4 separate regions of the Mus musculus genome follow, and all the other regions are linked to region 4. The links are chromatin loops, found by intact Hi-C in ENCODE. Cell type or tissue: left cerebral cortex. All regions are shown on one strand.

The links. A loop is a pair of places that touch in the nucleus more often than their neighbours do. Peaks named below come from ENCODE experiments on the same cell type or tissue, not always from the same donor. Only the 100,000 strongest peaks of a DNase experiment are listed, where the experiment ranks them.
Region 1: it touches region 4 in a loop (3-fold over the local background); 9 of 42 quality-filtered maps call a loop at or near these places.
Region 2: a loop joins it to region 4, with 4 times the contacts of the local background. A loop is called at or near these places in 3 of 42 quality-filtered maps.
Region 3: it touches region 4 in a loop (5-fold over the local background); 10 of 42 quality-filtered maps call a loop at or near these places.

What each region holds. Positions count from the first base shown.
Region 1 is chr10:107,387,050-107,392,049 of GRCm38, forward strand. The region is part of intron 4 of Lin7a (lin-7 homolog A (C. elegans)); the gene reads left to right. Among named protein-coding and RNA genes, the nearest start is that of Myf5, 97 kb to the right of the region's middle. In left cerebral cortex, a CTCF peak has its summit at 2,769 (motif pointing left); DNase peaks (open chromatin) are centred at 2,624 and 3,033; H3K27ac peaks cover 568 bases.
Region 2 is chr10:106,930,190-106,935,189 of GRCm38, forward strand. It overlaps Ppfia2 (protein tyrosine phosphatase, receptor type, f polypeptide (PTPRF), interacting protein (liprin), alpha 2), which reads left to right. Exons shown (of 32, transcript NM_001205341.1): 32 at 934-3,279. Acss3 (acyl-CoA synthetase short-chain family member 3) reads right to left here. Exons shown (of 16, transcript NM_001142804.2): 16 at 3,328-5,000. Among named protein-coding and RNA genes, the nearest start is that of Acss3, 190 kb to the right of the region's middle. In left cerebral cortex, a CTCF peak has its summit at 2,446 (motif pointing right); DNase peaks (open chromatin) are centred at 2,474 and 2,694; H3K4me3 peaks cover 323 bases.
Region 3 is chr10:106,910,359-106,915,358 of GRCm38, forward strand. It overlaps Ppfia2 (protein tyrosine phosphatase, receptor type, f polypeptide (PTPRF), interacting protein (liprin), alpha 2), which reads left to right. Exons shown (of 32, transcript NM_001205341.1): 28 at 3,207-3,382. Among named protein-coding and RNA genes, the nearest start is that of Acss3, 210 kb to the right of the region's middle. In left cerebral cortex, a CTCF peak has its summit at 2,935 (motif pointing left); DNase peaks (open chromatin) are centred at 2,994 and 4,711.
Region 4 is chr10:106,606,484-106,611,483 of GRCm38, forward strand. The region is part of intron 3 of Ppfia2 (protein tyrosine phosphatase, receptor type, f polypeptide (PTPRF), interacting protein (liprin), alpha 2); the gene reads left to right. Among named protein-coding and RNA genes, the nearest start is that of 4930532I03Rik, 6.5 kb to the left of the region's middle. In left cerebral cortex, a CTCF peak has its summit at 2,764 (motif pointing right); DNase peaks (open chromatin) are centred at 2,841 and 2,943; H3K4me3 peaks cover 559 bases; H3K27ac peaks cover 501 bases.

The sequences.
Region 1 (5,000 bases), 780 kb after region 4:
CTGTTGACTGTGGTATGTAGTGGTCATGGCTGAAGTCTGATCTAGTGAATGTAGCCATAGCTCAGCATGCTTCCCTAGGGTGCTCTCTATTAAAGGATTTAAGTCATTTGATGCAGAGAAGAGAAAGTTCAGGAGAATAATAAGATCTCCAGGCAACTTCCCGTTGTGCCAGGTCCCAAATAACAGAGCCAGGCCCAGTGCATGGAGGTTTCAGGAGAGGCAGAGTCCAGTTTTCATAATAAAGGCCCTGTATACACATAAAGCTGTCTAAATAGAAGGAGAGTCACCCATAAAGGATATATACCTATTGTCTGGTGCTTTCATCAAAGATTAGAAGACCATCTGCCATTCAGTATTTCAAAATGCAGGTGCTGTGTGCATAGTGCATCAGGCTCGAAGGTCCCTGCCACATCTGTGCCGCCCCCTGGGAGTCTATCAATTGGGATGATATTTTTGCTGAGTCTCACAGTGAACACTAGTGGTCCAACACAGACCACCCTATATCCTGGAGCTGAATATTAGTACAACCTATAGTCTCTGGGTTCTATTCTTTCCTTAAATGAGACAATTAAAAGTTGGCGACTCTGTACTTCATTGTATTTAGTCCCTTATAGTTTTTAAGCATATTTTCATATTATTTTCCCATCTGTTGCTCAATACAGTCTCAGAAAATGGGGAAGACATTTATGGGCGCATGCACACACACACGCACACACAAGTGATTGCACTCAGATAAACTCTGAGACCTACAATAAACACATGAAGTAAACTTCAATCTTTACTGTGATGTTATTTGATTATCAAGTGTAAAATGTGATGGTTTGAAAAATCAGTCCCACTTAAATCTGAATGAGCTCGTTGGCTACATCAGCATGAATTTCCTGGGGTTTATGTTATTTTATAGTCTTATAAGATGTCAGCGTGCTGCAAAGCTGGGTAAAAGGTACAAGAGAGGTCCCTATATATTTCCTTGCCCTTTTTTTATAAAGCTACAATTATTTTGTAATTTTTTAAAGGAGAAACTCCCAAACATTCATCCTCGATAGCCGACTAGTACTGTGGGGACAAGAGAAAGGTAGGAGCAAGGAAGCAAAGGACAGAAAGAAAGACCAAACAGAAGCATGAGAACCTCAGTCGTATGCCCTATTGAGAAGAGGTGTGTCTAGTTTCTGAAATCCAATCATCCTTCCAGAGCCCCCTGGCAGGACAACTGTAATAACATTTGCCTCTCTCCATAGTCAAACCTCAATCAAGTTGTTGGTGCACTGTATGCACATCGCTAATTACTTTTTGAGCATAACAGATGAATGAATAACGATGTGGGAAAGGAAGGGAAATAGTCATCTTGGTACCTGGCCTTTTTCCCATTTTATAAATGCCTATGCCAAGTTAAGGGTGAGAGTCGTAGCTCAAAGTAGCTAGGCAGAGCGCTGTCAGGTGTACTGTGAAGACTAATGAAGAATTAGACCTGTGGTTAAAGTTGTAGCTCAGTGCTGAAGTATTTGCCCAGTATGTTCAAGGCCCCCCGAGTTTGGTACCCAGCACACACACAAAAAAAAGTTATAGCTTCCCAACAAAGAAACTTAAAGTCAAATCGTATTCATTTGCTCTTTGCATAAACTTTCTAAAATAATCAAAGGGGGTTTTAATTCCTGTGAAATATATCACAAGATATTTCTGCAAGTTTAAGTCCTACAAAAAAAAAGCCTTTCACCATGGACAGCAATAATTTTTCTCTATTGCTTCATGTCCAGTCAAAGAACAGGCCCCCTACATAGTTCAGTGATGCTCCATAAATATTTTTTGGATGCCAGGCACCACGGTAAGGACGTTACATAATGAGTGGATTATTTTCCTCATAATGATGTTTTGTGGCCAGTGCTGTTAATATCATTTCCATTTTACAAATGAGGAAAATGGAGAACCCTAGCACCCTTTCCAAGCTCCTAACAACTATCGAATGGCAGAGCTGGAGGCTCTGACTCGGGCCACCTTTACCATTTAAAAGCAAATAAATATTCTAGTCATAAATAACGCGTGCATGTGATAGAAAAGGACGAAGACTTCTTAACCTTTACGGGCTTACACTTGCCGTGAGGAGAAGGTGAAGTGTTCTCATTGCTACTCTTGACCTTTCGAAAGTTTAGAGCCACAAGAAAGGTCGTAATATTTTGAAAGAGAAGTGCCCTTTCATTTAAATGTCTCGGAGTACTGAGGAGTGAGGAACAAACATTCAGCCTGATTGTGTCTAAAATTGTATCATACCTTCCTGGTCCATCACTGCACCTTTTTTTTTTAACTGGGTACCTCAGTGAAGCTTGAACAGCCTTCCCTCAGGAAGGTGAGCAACCACTGCAAACCCATCTGAGTCTTAGAAGGGTTGGCCATTGGCTTGGGGCACTTGGACCCTCTGTTCCCCTATGGGCTCAGTGTGAGCATCCCCAACTTAGTTCTTGGATTTCAGGTCTGGAATAAAGCTATTCTCACATCCTCTCTCTGCATGTGAGCCATTTGCAGGTTGCTAACCACTCTTGACAGCCAAGCGTGGGAGATTGCTTGGGCTAGAATTAAACAGGAGAGCAAACTGGAATCTCAGTTATGTGTGGAATATTTCTGTTCTCGGGGATGACATCATGGGATCGCTCCCATTGGTGAAGGAGCCAAGAGATGTGCAGTTCTGCCTTATGGCAGTCACCTTCTGAATGACACAGCCATAGCTAGGCTTGCGACCTGGAGCTGGCCTTACACTGCCCCCATCTGTCCAAGTCACCTCATGACAGAGATCTTCAGTTTATAAAAACAGAAGGAAATACTGTACCATCATGCTACAAATGGCTGTATGGGTCACAGGCTAGACGTGGGTTTGATTATTCGATTTAGTGCCTGGTGTAGTCCTTTCCATAGTTGTTTCTACCATTTACTGTTTGGGTTTGTCCTCACTAATGTTCCCTAAACAGTGCTTTTCACCCATTCAGTTATTTGTAGAGCAAATATTATGTACCAGCTGCCAAACTAAATCCTGCATACAGATCAGTGAGCAAACCAAACGTCTTGCAGCTCCCTGTAACTTTGTCTAACAGATTGTAAGAAGGCAGTGTTGATGATAGCAAATATAGTGCATACAAACGTATATGTAAGTAACCATGATGAGCTACGTCAGTATTTTCTCAACCTAAGGAAAGTTGCCCCAAAGATTCTGTCCAGCTCCACATTGGTTAGAATGATCTGATTTTCCCTTTAGGAGGGTATTACAATTATATATGTATTCCTTAGAGCACCTGTAACAAATGGCCACATACTTGGTGGTTTAAATGACAGGAATTGACTCTATTGTCACAGTTCTGAGAGCCAGAAGTCCCAAATAATTTTTGCTGACCCCAAGCCAACCAGCCAACAGATCTGTGCCCCACCTGATCTCAAGGAAATAATCTGATTCTTGGCTTTTCCAGTCTTTGTGGGCTGTCTGTGTTCTTCCAATTGTAGCTTACCCATTCCGGTCTTCTTCTCTGTGGTAACATTGCCTCCTTTCCTATACCAAATCCCCCTCTACTTCCACAGTAATGGGACACTTAATGACTGCAGTTGGCAACCACTGAGATAATATGGCACAATCTCAAGATTAATTTTCTCAAGATCTTGAACATTTGTAGTTTTCTAAGATGGTATGTTTTCTGTTCTTATCTATTCTTCTCTGTTTCATGTAAACATCACAAACCCAGAAATGCCTTCCCCGGCTAAGAATTGAGACCAGTTTTCTACGATCCATGGCAACATTGGTTTTCCCATTCTCAGGCAGCATGTATGCCTTCTTTTCCACTATTCCCTGGGCAAGTTCTCACTTTCCTTCCCAGTTCGAGTCCTCTGCTATTTTTTCTTCTTGCAGTAGGCACCATCCAATGATAACCATAAGTCTCTCTTCCACTTTATGGTTGCAATGTGATATGGAATATGTATTTGAAAAGATGAAGCTCTTATTTGACTGTGTAGTTGAATGCTTTAGGTATTTGGGGTCCTTTGTCCTTCCTAGGCACCGGGTGATAGCATGTGAAGAACCCAAGGTGATACTTAAGGGTGTAGCACGGCATCATCATCAAACCCTGACTGATGTAGAGGAAAGGAAAACAAAAGAAAACAACCAAAGCGCTCTGAGACATAACAATGAAAGCTGCTTTCAACACTTTAGGAATGACCTGTTTAATAACATGTAGGCTATGATTAGGGACTTAATGAACACATAATTTATTACTGGAGTATGGGGAGAGATTAAATGACATTACCAAGGTAAGAAAGCACATGCTCCCCAGATTTTTTTCCCATGTAACTCAAAGGAGATCAGGATGACGTAGACACAGTCTGTGAACTAAAATAAGGCAGAAAGACTGATCAAGATCCAACCACCAGACCCTTACCAGCTGTACGCCAAAGCTTTCGTTTTGTTTTTGACAGAACAAGAATCTCAACTCGGTATATCGACTCTGAAGTTCTGTGATGTGCTAAGAGTTTCTGGTAGTTCCTGAAGCTGTTCACTACGAAATTAGTTCCATTAGTTTTTATCTCTATTCAATTTTTTCTTAATAAAAATTCTTCCTATGCATCATTAAATCACTTGACAAGAAGCTAATATCTGATAGTTGCAGTGTAACACTAATTTTTGTTGTTACAAATAATGGAAATTACATGGCTTTTTTTATACTTAACTCGTATCTTCAATGTTTTTGAAAGGACTGGTTGACTTTTTAAAGATATTTATTATTTATTTATTTATTTATTTATTTAACACTCCAGGTTTTATTCCTGTCCCCCAGTATACCCTCTGACTGTTCCACATCCCATACCTCCTCCCCACCCCCTGTCTCCACGAGGATGTCCCCAATACCCACCACCCACCCAACCAGACCTCCCCACTCCCTGGGGCCTCCAGTCCCTTGAGGGTTAGGTTGATCTTCTCTGACTGAACCCAGACCCAGCAGTCCTCTGCTGTATGTGTGTTAACCTTTTAT
Region 2 (5,000 bases), 320 kb after region 4:
TTCTCAAAATGGTACAATGAGACAAACATTTTGTGATACAAAATTTGGTCTCATTAGTCATGGCCTGCAATATATAATCATTTAGCTAAAATAAGAGACTTTTCATAACACTGTTTATAACATCCAACACATAGCATAATAATTTTCTCAGAAACTTAATAATTTACTAGCTCATAAATGACTAATATGTTCAGTAGTGCTTGCTGCTTAGCTCTAGACTCATGAGTAGAATTTATCTTGAACTATTTGCAATTTTTTTCCTGCATGTTATTCTAGTTCATATTTTTTTTAGTTTTAACCACTAAAAGGAATAAAAATATTAACAAGATAATAAAAGACAATATTTATTTTATTTTAGTGAGAAATTAAAATGGTCATTATGAAAAGTAAGCCTAAGTATACTTTATATTAGTCTGTTGTGTCAGTAATAGTAATGTGAGATTTGTTTCTATGTGATGTCATGGCTGGAATCTATAGTGTAATACATACTGCTCATACAGAGACATCAAATATGCTGTTTTATGTTCTATAATGATCAAAGAAAAGCATCATTTTTTAAAACTCTAAAATATATGAACTAGAATATAAATCTATCCTATGGAATATGCCAACTCCACCCAATTTAAAAATTAGCAACCTAAAGAAACTTGAGAAGGCATGCTGACATTTTATACCACTTATAGTACACCCATATTTTCCCTGAAGTTGAATAAGGTCTACTTCATGCTCCTGAAAATATAAATAAGTAAATAAGTAAGTGGAGACTAGTAAATGTCACACCATCTACTCTAAGTTACATCCTCCATACCGTTCCTTGTGCTGGGGTTCTAGGACAGGCCTATACAAGCTGCATGGAGATATCTGCCAGTGCAAAGGTGTGGGGTCTATTGGCTGGGAGTTGACAGTGAGCTCATGCTGTATGTCCCCTTTCAGATGTCATCTTTTCAGTCTACACGACCTAAAGTGCACTACCACCTAGGAAGACAAATGGAGAAGCCTTTGTGAAGACTGAATCCTAAGGGAATAATATAAGTAACGGTTTACCAAACATTAAATATGTGACTCTGGGGGGAGTTGGGTATTGAGTCTGATTAGTTTACTATGATTGTAATAAAAATGCTTAAGTTATCTGATATAAGAGCATCATCTACGTCATAACTTCCGTACGTCTGATGCCTTTATGAGATGGAACCACTTGTTTTTCTTCATGTTGTAATATAATAGGCATTTATGTATTGCTGTGTACCATTTCTTTTTAAATGTGTAAGTCTTCTGTAAATGGATATAAATATGATTTTTTAAAAAAATAAAATATATGGTTCATGGAGTCTCGAGTGCAAACTGAACAATTCCAAGTACTGTTTGTATTTTACCATTTCACCATTTATACGGTTTTTTGAATTGTAATGGTCAATCAATATGTTCCTTAGAAGTGTGTTTCATGCTTCGACATGCTTCTCCTTCAAGTCTGTCAAACCTTAAAGCTGAACACCTGCCTCTGATCATGTGATTAAACCTGGAGCCCAAAATGACCTTTAAAGGCCATCAGGGATGTGACACCCTCTCTCTCTCCTTACAGAAGCACTGTGATGGCTCAACCTGTTTCAAAAGAAAACAAAGCCAAACTGTTTACAAGAGTCAAATGCAATGATTTTAACAATTTATATTATGAAAACCATTACCTAATTTTGTTGCCTGTGGACCAAGAAACACACACACACACAAACACACATGCATATACACACACTTTACTAAAAACTACATGTTCATTCAAATAGCCAACACTGGACAGTGAATGTCAACCATTGTAGAGTCTGAGTTCCATTTCCACTGGGGTGTGGGGTGGAGGGGCAGAACCCCATAACCTACCCCCATTTTAAAAATCACTGTTAACAGGGCATTAGCCAGACTCAAGTCTGTTATTACGAGCCTTTAGCTGAAATAACCATTTTTTTGTGACTTCCCTGAATTCACTTTCATCAGAGGAAATAAAGACAGAATGATTAACATATATAGTGTATAAAAAGTAAAGATGAGTAATCTCTTCCTTGTGGCTTTATTCGGTGGTGTCACTGCTGTTTATTCTTTATTGATATGGGAGATTTCAAAGTGGAACCTATTTAATAATACCATTGATCTGTTTCCCTGCTGCTTGGTCTTAATGCAAGACCCGTCATTAGTAAATTATTATTAATTTTTTGTATTTCAATTCGTTGTATTTGCACGTACATTTGTTTCGATGTCTATTTTTGTTGAACAGATTCAATCAAACGGTAATGGTAACAGAAAACCTCTCCATTATCAATAAAACAACAACAACAACAACAAATGCCTCCAGTTTCCTGCTTAAGCTTTGTTTTCTAGTAGCCTGACATTTAACGATTTATTTCGATTACCAAGAAAATCATTCAACGATTTCAAATGCGATTCTATTCAAAATTGAGTCTGCCACTAGAGGGAGGTCTAAACCAGCTGATAGAGGTGGCTTGGCTTTTTTTTTTTTTTTTTTTTTAATGTTGCTTGAGTAAAGACAATGTGAAAGAACATTGAAACTCTCGATTCATCAAAATGAAATAGATAAGAGAAACTCTGATACCTGCATGGCAGAAAGATTTATACTCGTATTTAGATACCTGTGTGACAAACAGTTGTGCATAGCTGTAGTGCAACCCTTGTGATAATTAACTTACAAGGAAGAACATTTTATTTTGTCCCAGCGCATTTGATGTTCCGTCTCAAGAACCGGCAGTCTGCAGGCTTTGGGGTCGAGTGGCGTGGTCGGAAGCCTGTACCAGAGGAAACTGTTCACTTCCTTGACAGGAGACATGGAGCCCGGTGCTGCTGCTGCTCAGCTCGGGACACATAAGAGGGCACATTTCTGTGACCTGAACACTTAGCATCAGCATTATCCTGGCCACGCATTCAGCACAGAAGCTTTTGGGGGAATAATCAATATCCAATTAGGTAAACCACTCACACTGTCACCTAAAGCAGTCTCGTCTTTTTAGAAATCACCTACAAAATACTGATCATCTGTCATAGACCCCGATAGTGTGATACAAAGTATCAAATTACTTTCCTTGAGAATTATGTAAAATATTGCTTAATGTATAAGAAAATTGTAGTCAGCTATATTTCTGGGTGTTTTGGTTTTGGTTTTCCCCTTTAGCCATCAATGTTAGGAATTCAAACATGTTAGAATATCAGATCGGACCCTTTCAAACACAACTTTATATAAGTAAAACAACCTTTTGGCGAATAAAACAAGTTTCACTTTTAGCTAGTTAGTGTATTTTTTATGGGGAAAAATAAATTGTCGCACTCTTTAAATATTAAAGGTACTTTTATTTTCATTTTTGCAGGTGTCTTACAAATTTAAAAATTTCATAAAGTACAAGATCACAGGGACACCATCAAGGTGAATTTAAGTGTGGTCACATTTCTTGGATTGTATCATTGCGATCAAAGACACATTCAATTCAAAATATTTTAGATGTGATTTGACAAACAAGACAAAACAGAAACCTCATGGGGAGATTTTAAAATAGAAAGTTCTTTAATTTTCTCCCAATGTTTTAAGCAGTCTGATGACTTCATTTTAGCACCACAGCCGTGATAACTGCCTCTATCTGCAGGAGAGATGGCTTTCCTCATTGAAACATAAGAAAAACAGCTCCTTCCCAGGTGTGAGAAACTGTGTTTTTTTGTTTATTCATTTGTTTTGTCAGTTTTATTAATTTATTTTTATAGATTCTCTCTACGGGAAAATAACCCATGCTTACTTGCTGATGTATCCCCTCAGATCTGGGAAAGAGGAAAATCTACATATGATCCAAAGATGAAAACTTTACTCAATTCTTAGATCTGCCTGAGTTTATAATGGGCAAATACGAAAATGACAAACTTAAAGTACCTGGTTCATGTCGAGAAAGTAATGATCTGTATTTTCATGCTAACATATTAAAAATTATTGATTTGTAATCCCCACAGTTGTGAAAATGGATAAAATGTATATATACAATTAATAATTCAAGAAACTCAAGAGCTTCAAGTTACAAAATGTCAGTTGGTTAAATTCGGAATACCAAAATAATTAAAGATGATAACAAACTGTTTTTAATATTACCAATAAAGAAAGTAGTTTAATTAATAAAACTTCCCTTTGAGAAGCCATTCATTATCCACTCTGCAGCCCAAAGTTGCCTAAAAATGAGTCTTTATAATATATATGACAAGTAATAATATTTATGACAAGTAAGTTGCCATCTGTTAGTTCTCACCTATATTTCTTGTATTTGGATTTATCTGTTAGGACACAGACCAAAGAGGCCTAAAATGAGAGCCTTATGTAAGATATGCATAGCTTTTATGACCAGTAAATCCAAATATATTGTTACTTATCCATTTTTCATCTATTTGGACTATTCTGTGAGGACATCATGCTCTTCATAATATTTCCAAAAAGCTGAAGAATTGAGAAACTCTTCCAAGACCTCTCAGAGGTTCAATAAATACAGTATACTTTTTTTTTAATTAAGTGTACGTTCTAAAAAATAACACATGTAGAGCTCTAAGCTAGTTAATCAACTACTACTTCTTACTCTAGCAAATGGATATATTTCTTTAAACTTAATAAAGCCTTATCTCCAATTTTTGAAAAGACTCCATCATTTTATAGAAGAAATGTATGTTAGACCATAATTTTAGAATATTTAATATCTTTTCAAATTCAAATTAAAACTTGCAATACAAGTAAATGTTTGGGGTTCTCTTGAAAACAAGAGGCTCTTGCAGTAAGGTAAAGCCTCTCTCCTGAGCCATATTTCTTTGGGATCTGATAGGGATGGCCCTTGCTGGAATATATGATTTCTAGTATTTAAGGCTATATATTGTTCTTAAATCACTTGTTGGATTATGCACCACAAGAACCACTATAAACTCATTGAGCACCAGTGGTACAGCTCAGTAGAAGAGTGCTTATCTAACATGCACAGAACTCT
Region 3 (5,000 bases), 300 kb after region 4:
AGTGAGATCATAAAGAGCTTTTGCTTCCAACAATTGATCTGATGGCATTTAGAGAAATAGCTCTCAACTCTGACTAGACTTCTCTGTTATTATCGGAAGTGCTAATTAACCTCGACATTAGAAAACAGGTTTCTGATGTGAGGAAGGTGTTGAAAACATGCTTTTAGCTTGTTGCTAAGAAACAGTTGACACTGATCTCCAGCCATTTGTTGTTTAGGTCAAGAGGATTCCTGTTAAGTATAAATGGCAGGGTATAATTTTGCTGTGAAAGATATTTATAATATTATAGTTACTCTGATGCTGTTCTGAATAAGAAAAGTTATAATTAGAGATTATTTGTCTTAATCTCATGAATGTGTTATTTCACTTAATTATTTTTAACTATATATATGATGGAAATTTTTCTTGCTATATAATTGCAAAAACAAGCCAATATGTCTTAGATTACCTAACATGAACAAGCAAGCTTATGCATTTATCTGCATCTTCATAATGTGAAGTTGAAAACTAGTTATGAATTGTCATTTTTGAAGAACATTTATCTCTTTAGTCTAAAAAAATATTCATTTAGTAAAAAAAAAAAGTTGGACTACTGGTATTAACATGTCTACATTACCCACAGCAGGTAATCAATCATTAGGAATCTATAAGTACACTAATAGTAAAGGCAAAATCAATACATTTTCAGGGAAACAGAATATGAGACAAAGTTATAATGGAAAATAAATATTAAAAAATCTAGACAAAAAAACTATGAAGATAATATAAGTTGTAGTATGGATAAACGTCCAAAGAATGTATTAGAAATTATTATTACTTCTGCAGTTAATAACGTCTAAAGGGCTTTGATTTTACACAGAATTACTGGAAATAGCAACTTAAATGATTCAATGATTGTAGTGGGGCAAAAGAAATTAAATAATTTAAGATCTCTACATTATCTAGAAAATAATAAAAGGGCTGAGATATAGAAGATTTTAATAAGTTGAGAATGTGTACATTAAGTTTTATTATAACTTGCGGCAGAATAATATAAACTAGAAGAACTGTACTAAAGAGATAGAATAAAATTAAAAAGAAAATATACAATTATAAAATGGTAAGAATAATGAAAGGTAAAGACATGAATAATGATGATAGATTTACATTGAGATATCTGAGTAATAATATAAGATATATGTACTAACTAAAATGTTCAAAACAGAAATTAAAAATTGAAATTGACATGGTATGTATAGAAGATACACCATAAGATAAGAACAATGGAGAAACACATATAAGTATTAGTCAGAGCTAAGACAGGCTAATGTCAGAATGAGATCCATGACTGAGAAAATAAATAGGACAGTAGTATCATTTTGAGTAAAAGTAACTTTTTTTTTTTTTTTTTTTGGCCAGATGTATCTGTTTCAGAGGCTTACTGCTCAATAAGTTCACCTTTTCTAGATCTTTCTGAATTTTGTCAGCTGATTCAACTCTTCTGTTCTTGGAGGCTCATACTCTTCTCCAAGCTGACTGATTCAAACTGGTTTCCCTCAGCTTCTCGCTGTACTGTTCTGTTTGGCCTCAAACTAACTCTAGCAGTCTGTTCTAATCTTCTGGCTCTTTCTCATTCTCTTGTTTTATCTTTATCTGTGTCTAGCTTGTTTTCTTTGCAACCTATGTATAAATTTGTCTGGGTAAAAACTGCCTCCGAACTCCACAAACTGAACAGTCACCAACAGCTCCACCCACCTGCACTTACTCCCGATTGTTTTAGTGAAAGTTGGGCCTGTGCTATCTCTGACTCATCCTGTCAAATCTTTCTCTGATTCATCACTTTGTCTACCCCTCAATTAGACATCACTTTCAAACATGGTTTCTTCCTTCCACAAACTAATCCTATGTTCATTGTTAGGGATAAAAGAAGTATACTAAGGATGTGTCTCTAGTCCAGTCAGACCTTACTGCACTGTAGCATGTGCCTGAATTCCAGCAGTATCATATAGATTCAGGAGGACTTTGAATGTGATCTCTTGCCAGAGCAGCCATGTTATGCTACTGGATTAAAATTCCTGTATAGTTTTGCCCATGCTAATGACAAATAAGTAAGCTAGAACAAGTTAATAAAAGTTTTGCAAACTGTAACTATGTAAATATATATACACACATACATATATATTAAGTGTACATTTTACTCAAGAAAAATACTTACAGATATACAGCTATCAGTTTCCCACTAGGAAATGCTTTGATCTTTTGTCTACAAGTAAAGAAAGTCTTTTATATTTTCTCATCTAATCTTTTATTCTTTATATAAAGCATTATAGTCTATAAATGATTTTATAGATTTTATGCATCACTCTGCTGACTCATAAAAGAAACATATGATAATATAAATGAATTAAATCTTTTCTTTTTTTCAGATTTTGCTTCAAACAGGCATATAAGACATTTCATCTGTAGGTTTTATTTTAGGAAGTTAATGTTAAAAATGTTTTCCACTTCATTAAAATGCCACCTTTAAACAAAGAAAAATCAACTTTGTGGTGTGTGTCAATGTACACACCACAGTTCTTTTCATTTATACATTATTGGGAAAATAGTGACTTAATAATACCAAAGTGTCAATGGACTTTCTTTATTATGCTGCTACTATGTTTTAAATGTAATCTCAGTAGAAAAATGGTATCTAATTATAAGCAATAGTGAAGTAGTAAAGGAACATTTCAAAGAAAGAAGAGATTTAGATCCATAATGCTATGAGAGACAGAGAGAGAGAGAGGCAGACAGACAGAGAGAGAGAGAGAGAGAGAGAGAGAGAAGGAAACACACACACACACACACACACACACACACACACACACCACGGAGAGGGGGGCAGGGAAAAGGAGAACTATCCCCATCTGGTGGCAAAACATGCAACTGCAGATAGACCCCGGGGTCCTGATTTAATAGTAGCAAGAAACCCTTTCAGTGTTCAGCATGATGCATATGCTGTCATTGCAGTAACAATAAGCATTCTGAAAATACCAACTCATTGCAGGATGTATTGCAGCAGAAGTTGATGATTAAAACAGTGTGTTTGTGTAACAGAAAGGAACCAGTGGCTTTTAAGGAGCAGAGATATTAGCATAAATGTGACTCGGCCAGATCCCTGTGGCTAGGATTGTGTTGGTTATGCCAAGTATCGTATCTTGACATGTTGTGTGTGTCTCTTTTCCTAGATGTTTTAGTGTGGAGCAATGATCGAGTTATTCGCTGGATACAAGCAATTGGACTTCGGGAATATGCAAACAACATTCTTGAGAGTGGCGTGCATGGCTCACTTATAGCCCTGGATGAGAACTTTGACTACAGCAGCTTGGCTCTATTGTTGCAGATTCCAACACAGAACACCCAGGCAAGCATGCTCCTTCGTGCTGCTCTTCACTGGGCCTTGGTTAATAACAAATAAAACCTTTAAGAAAGTGAGGGCTGTGAATTTACTCTTGTTTTTTATTAAATTTATTTTATTTAACACATATAAACATAGTAATATGTAAAATGAGATAATATGAAATATATATGTATATATTTTTTTAAAATAATATGATATATATATATTTAACAGAGTACTGTTTCAGTTCAATTAGACATATATTGTGTCTTAGAGTTTCTATTCCTGCACAAACCAAGAAAAATGTTGGGGAGGAAAGGATTTATTCAGCTTACACATCCACATTGCTGTTTATTATCAACGGAAATCAGGACTGGAACTCAAGCAGGTCAGGAAGCAGGAGCTGATGCAGAGGCCATGGAGGGATTTTACTTACTGGCTTGCTTCCCCTGGCTTGCTCAGCTGCTTTCTTATAGAACCCAGGGCTACCATCCTGGGATGGCACCACCCATAATGGGCCCTCCCACCTTTGATCACTAATTGAGAAAATGCCTTACAGCTGGATCTCATGGAGGCATCTCCTCAAGGGAGGTTCCTTTCTCTGTGATAACTCCAACTTGTGTCAAGTTGACACATAAAACCAGCCAGTACATATAGTTTCTCAGACATTTTCATTTTGTTATGGAAAAACTTTTAAACCAGCCTGGCTTTTCTGCACACACTTTATCTGTGTACTCAAGAACAAGAGCCTCTTACCTTTAAGCCAAGCCTTGTATACACAGTAAGATCTAAGCCAGCCAGGGATATAGATAAGACTTGTTAGAAAGAAATTAGAATATTTCTTCTAAGTTTAGTAGTTCAAAATTTATTATGGTTACCTGCAATTGTACTGATTACTTGCTCCCTTCTGACATTGTGACCACTGAGTACCTTGCTTTCAGTCCACCTTTTATCTACTCTATTAACCACAATCCTACATTCAAAATCTGTGAGCTCAAATCTGACATTTGCCCAAGATATTGTGCATGTGTCTCTTTGCACCTGGCTTGTCCCATTTAATAGAGTCATGATTTATTTCTGATGCTGGAATTTTAATTATAAGGTAATGAATTGCTATCTAAACACAATCTTAAAATTAGAAAAGCAGACTTGGAGTTTGTGTGGTAAAATCTCCTACCTGAATACCATGCTTTCCCAATACAGCATGTGTAAGTGATGGCTGTTGGTCTCTACCTCTCTAAGGGGAAGTCCCTCTCTTTATATATCTAATTATACTTACATTTAGCTGAGTGTTCCAGTTCTCCCTAAATCTAGGGAATTGTATGATTCAGCAGAGTTCCACACAAGTAAAAATATCTCCAATCTGCTTTACAGTCCATAAAATAACATTTTAAGAGGGACAGAACAGGATCCTTAAATATGTGACTTTAAAGTGGGCATGGTGCTGTGTTGCATGCCTGTAATTCTATAAGTTTGGTGGCTGAGGCATGGAGACCACTAGTTCAAAGCAAATCTGGGGTAGGGTCCTTCTATCTTTTTGGGTTCATAGAAAGACTGTCTCAAAAAAAAAAAAAAAGTAAGAGAAGAAAAGAGCTAAAAACAACTAAACAAACAAACAAAAAATCTATTTTCATTTCTGAAC
Region 4 (5,000 bases):
TGACGTTTCAGCGCCTGATGTGGCGTGACAGCTCCTGGTTCTTTGCTCGCCCATCACCCCATTACTACGCCCGAGATGGGCAGTGACTAGGCGTGAGTTCACTCTTGCACTTGCGCATAAGGCTTGTTTACTATTTAGGCGCAGTGGAAGCCAGCGCTATCTTATAATGGCGATTGCTCACAGCACGCACGCGATTGCTCACGGCACGGCTCTCCACATATATATGTGTGTGTGTGTGTGTGTGTGTGTGTGTGTGTGTGTGTGTGTGTGTGTATGTATATATACATAATATATATAAAAAAATCTGAGACCCTTAACTTATTCACACCTCCAACTTCTTTTGCCATGTAAAGTAAGTAAAATATTTACAAGTACCAGAGGTTAAGATGTGAACTCCCTTTGAAGCCTCCTTATTTTGCCTACTGCAGGATTTTTTTTCCCCAATGACTCCTCAGTAGCAGCGATATTCATTTATTACTGGATGTAATGAGTTAGGTTCTACTAGTCACATCCAAAGAATGTGCAAAACTGGAAGCAGTGTGGCCTTGCCTTCTGTAAGGTGTGCCCTAACTTGCTGGGTTCTGAAACGTGAGTGTACTGGTGATAGGATCTCATCTTTGTTACACCCAAGCCTCCCTGCTTTCTTCACAATTTTAAAAAGTCCGGTCCCTCAGTTGTTAGGAAGTTTTTATGAGTTATTGAATATATTTACTGTAATTTAATTATTTCATACATTATTCAATATACTAACAAATGAAAGGAAGGGTATGCAATGGAGAAGGTAGTAGACGGCATAGATGATGGTATTTAAAGATTAGAGGTATTCATCTCGTTCCAGTTAAGACGACTTTCTTTATGAGAAAATTAAAAATGACAGCAAATTCTGGCAGAGATACAAATAAGAACAAATGCTACAGAGCGAGCAACCCTGATCACTGTTAGTAGGGGCATAAAATCCTGAAGCAGGTATGACGCTGTCTCCTCAAGCCAATATTAATCTATCATAACACCCACCTGTACCACTGCTGAATGCCAACCCCAAAGATTCCAAATCTTATCACCAGGACACTTGCATCTGGGTTTGCCCATCTATGTATTGCTGCTCTACTCACAAAAGAAAGGGATGGAAATCTACCTGGCTGTCCATTAACAGCTGGTTAAAACGTGGCCCGATGTGCACAACAGAAAGAAAATAAAATTATGACTGTATGGCGTAGGCAGCCAGAGCCCTTTCTCCTTAAATAGAATAGACTGCTTCAGATCCCTCAACGTGTAATGGGAAGGCAGGAAGGAAGGAAGTAAAAGAAGGAAAAAGGGATGGGAGGGAGGGAGGAAGGAAGGGAGAAAGGAAAAAGGGAAGGAGGGAATGAAGGAAGGAGGGAAAGATGGGGGAAGGGAAGAAAGGAAGGAAAGAAGGCAGGAGGGAGGGAAAGAGGAAAGGAAAGAGGTAGGGAGAGAGGGAAAGGAGAGAAGGAAGGAGGAAGGTAAGAAGGAACACACTGTAGTATTAAGGTAAAGGGGTCAAAGAAAAGGAAGCGTTGCATATTGAATACTGGGAACGTTTTGTCAGCTGGAATGCAGAATCATCTCACATGATTCTTATCATACACTGTCATGTGTCCCCAAGTTATCACTTTACAAATCAAGACTCTAAGCCTGATGAGAGCAAAACAAAGGTAGCCCAGATTCATCTAATTCTCAACAGCTTTTGTGTCTGACCATATTGGTATTATTCATCATGCCATCGTTGAGAACAGAAGCATGATCCTGGGAGCTGGCTCAGGCTATTCTCTGGGTAAGAGTACCCACCTGACCGTGAGTCTTGGAACACACATTGGAATGTGAGCACCAACTCCTGAAATCTGTCCTCCATGTGTGCTGTGGTTGGTTTGCATCTGCAGACACACACACACACACACACACACACACACACACAAACACACACACATTAATGATAACTGAAACTGTCTTTTTGTAAAAACAAAACAAAACAAAACAAAACAGAAATTCTCAGTTAATTATGTTACATAACTAAAATATTTATATAATAACTTTAGTCTTTCATCTATATAATGTTATACCTATCTCACTAGAATTTTAGTCTGTAATATCAACTAATTATGATAACTTTTTGCATTCATAAATGCTCATTATTTAATCAAATAAACTCTTCTCTATTTGCTATAATATGTTGAATAACTTCACTGTATCATGTACAAATTTTAAAAATATCATGACTTTGCTTATTATTCAAGTGAAGGTATATTTATAAAAATTTAACTTAATGTAAAGTTAATTTTTGATATATACACAATATATATTATGAAGAAAAGTAAAATAACAGCATGGAACACCTTTAAAATATTTATTTTAGATTTTGAGATTATGATATGATTCCATATTTCATGTCCTTTTTTCTCCTTCAAAACTTTCAATAATACCTCTCCTTGTTTTTTTTCAAACTCATGACCTCTGTATTCACTCATCATTGTTGTGTGTGTGTGTGTATATATATATATATACACACACAATGATGTTGCTATATATGTGTGTGTGTATATATATATATATATATACACATATACATGTGTGTATATATGTATATGTATCTACAATAAGCCTTTATACATAAATACAACCTATCCTGTAAGTTGTCTGTATAAATGATGGATTATTCCAGTACTCATAGTATTTGTTATTAGCTAATTTCTTTTTTTTTTTTTGTAGTAGTAGTAGTAGTATCACATTTGGCCACAAGAGGGCAACCAATGAAAACATTTTAAAATTTAGAAAATCTTCGTGGGTGTTCTCTTAGATTTAGTGAAGGCAGCACTGATACCAAATTTAGCAATGGTTACTGCATCAATCTATAAAGTCATTGTATCTCTTCTAGGCGGCATAAAGAATGTTCCAACTTATTGAAATTTAATGTCTTACTCAAAGAAAGAAAACCTGCAGAGAAAAATGAGCCCTACCCATTCCTGTTGGTTGTGGTGTTGATTGACAGCTAGCAACAGATACGCCCCGTGTATGTCTGAGACTGATGTCCGATTATATGTTTCTAGTTGTGCTGCCTTGGATCAAATAACAATTGGCAGTTCTGTGAGAAGGTTGTTAATAAAGGTTATTTATTAACGATTGTCATGAATTTTGTTCACCCTTTTGTGACCCTTTGTGGAAGGGGGCTTGTAGTATTGCCCTGGTTAGTTCCATGAGGCAAGTAAAAGGGACTGTCTGGCAGAAAGAGAATAAGTCTTGAGGAAGACAAAAGGCCAGAAAGAGGAAAGGAAAACAAAACAAAAGAGTTCTTTGTTGGCTGGGTTGGGAGAACAAAACAGAGTTCCAAGTCAGTAGTGAATGGGGGTGGGGCTGTGGAGTAAACATTTAATAAGACCCCTGGGCTCTCCCATGTCTCCGGATGTTTGATGTTTTTTCCTGAGCTGGATTTTTCTCAACACAGCTTTTCTCTGGAAGACAAAGGAACCAGCACTCTGAGACCGCAGCGCTTTGAGCTCTGTCCCCACCCATATCTTCTAAGTTCCCTCACACTAACAATACCATTACCTACTTTCAAACAAGTCTCATAATAACCAAAGCAAAAAAAAAAAAAACAAAAAAAAAAAACAAAAAACAGGATCCATTATGGATTAAAACATGTTGATAGGAAAGAGGAGACTGATTATGCAGGCGTGTACTGCTGATGCTCATATAATAGACCATAAAATAACCATGTTTTACATCAACGAGGAGAAAAATATTTACAGGATACAGGATAATTTACAATGAATACTTCAAAAACCACTTGCTCCCCCTCCCACCTTAGCACTCACCAAACATTGTATTCCATTGGAAATGCACCTAGCTTTTGCTCTTAGGAAAATGATGGAACAGTGTCCCCTAATTGAATTTTTGAAAGCAGGTGTCCTTCATGATAGGATCGCTGTTAGTCTTGCCAAGAACAGCATGTTCAGTTCCAAATTACACTTTTATTAATTTCATTATTGTTTGAAGTGCTTCCCTGGCAGCCTGACTCAAAGTGTGTGTGTGTGTGTGTGTGTGTGTGTGTGTGTGTGTGTGTGTGTGTGCATGCATGTCTGTCTGTTTGTGTCGCTCTGTCTCTCTCTGTGTGTATGTATACATATATGTGTGTGTGCATGCATGTATATATATGTGTGTATGTTTATATATTTTTTCGTGTATTTGGTGTCTATATATATGTGTGTGTGTGTGTGTGTGTGTGTGTGTGTATCTGTGTGTGTAGTATGTTGTATGTGTTTATATATATGTGTATATTTGTATGTGTATGTGTGCGGGTATATATGTGTGTGTACATATATGTGTTGGGTGTATATGTATGTATGTATATATACATATATATTAAATGTCATGTGTATATGTATGTGTGCATATTATTATACATATATATAATGTCATGTGTATATGTGGTATATATGTGTGTGTATCTGTGTGTGTCTGTGGTGTGCAAGAGAGAGAGAGACTGAGACAGAGACCAAGACACACAGAGGAAAAGATTCTATCTGTTTCTCAACATGTTGATTTTATTACAGGATATAATAATAATCAAAGTTTGACCTTATAAATTTTAATTTGGGTGTGATCATTTTGGATTGAATATTTTATAGGATTATACATACATCTCTAGTTTTATAGAGAATTACTTCAAATTTTGATATATTATAAGCTGACATACTCTACATCAACAGAAAGTTGTCCTTTGATATTGTTTGACTCTCAGATCTGGAAAATACCTTCTTTTTCTATCAGTCGAGAACACTTTCTGTGAGCTTTTACACCTTTTTATTTTTCTTTTTGTCCTTTAACCTGGAATCTTCTGTATTATTTAATGTTTCTGTAATTAAGGACATGCAAAGCAAATTATTACCAACCATTTTGTAAATGACAGCAACATGAGTTGATTATCTAAAGACCTATGGGTCAAACTTACAGAAATAACAAACACCAGCTTTTTTTTATCTGGC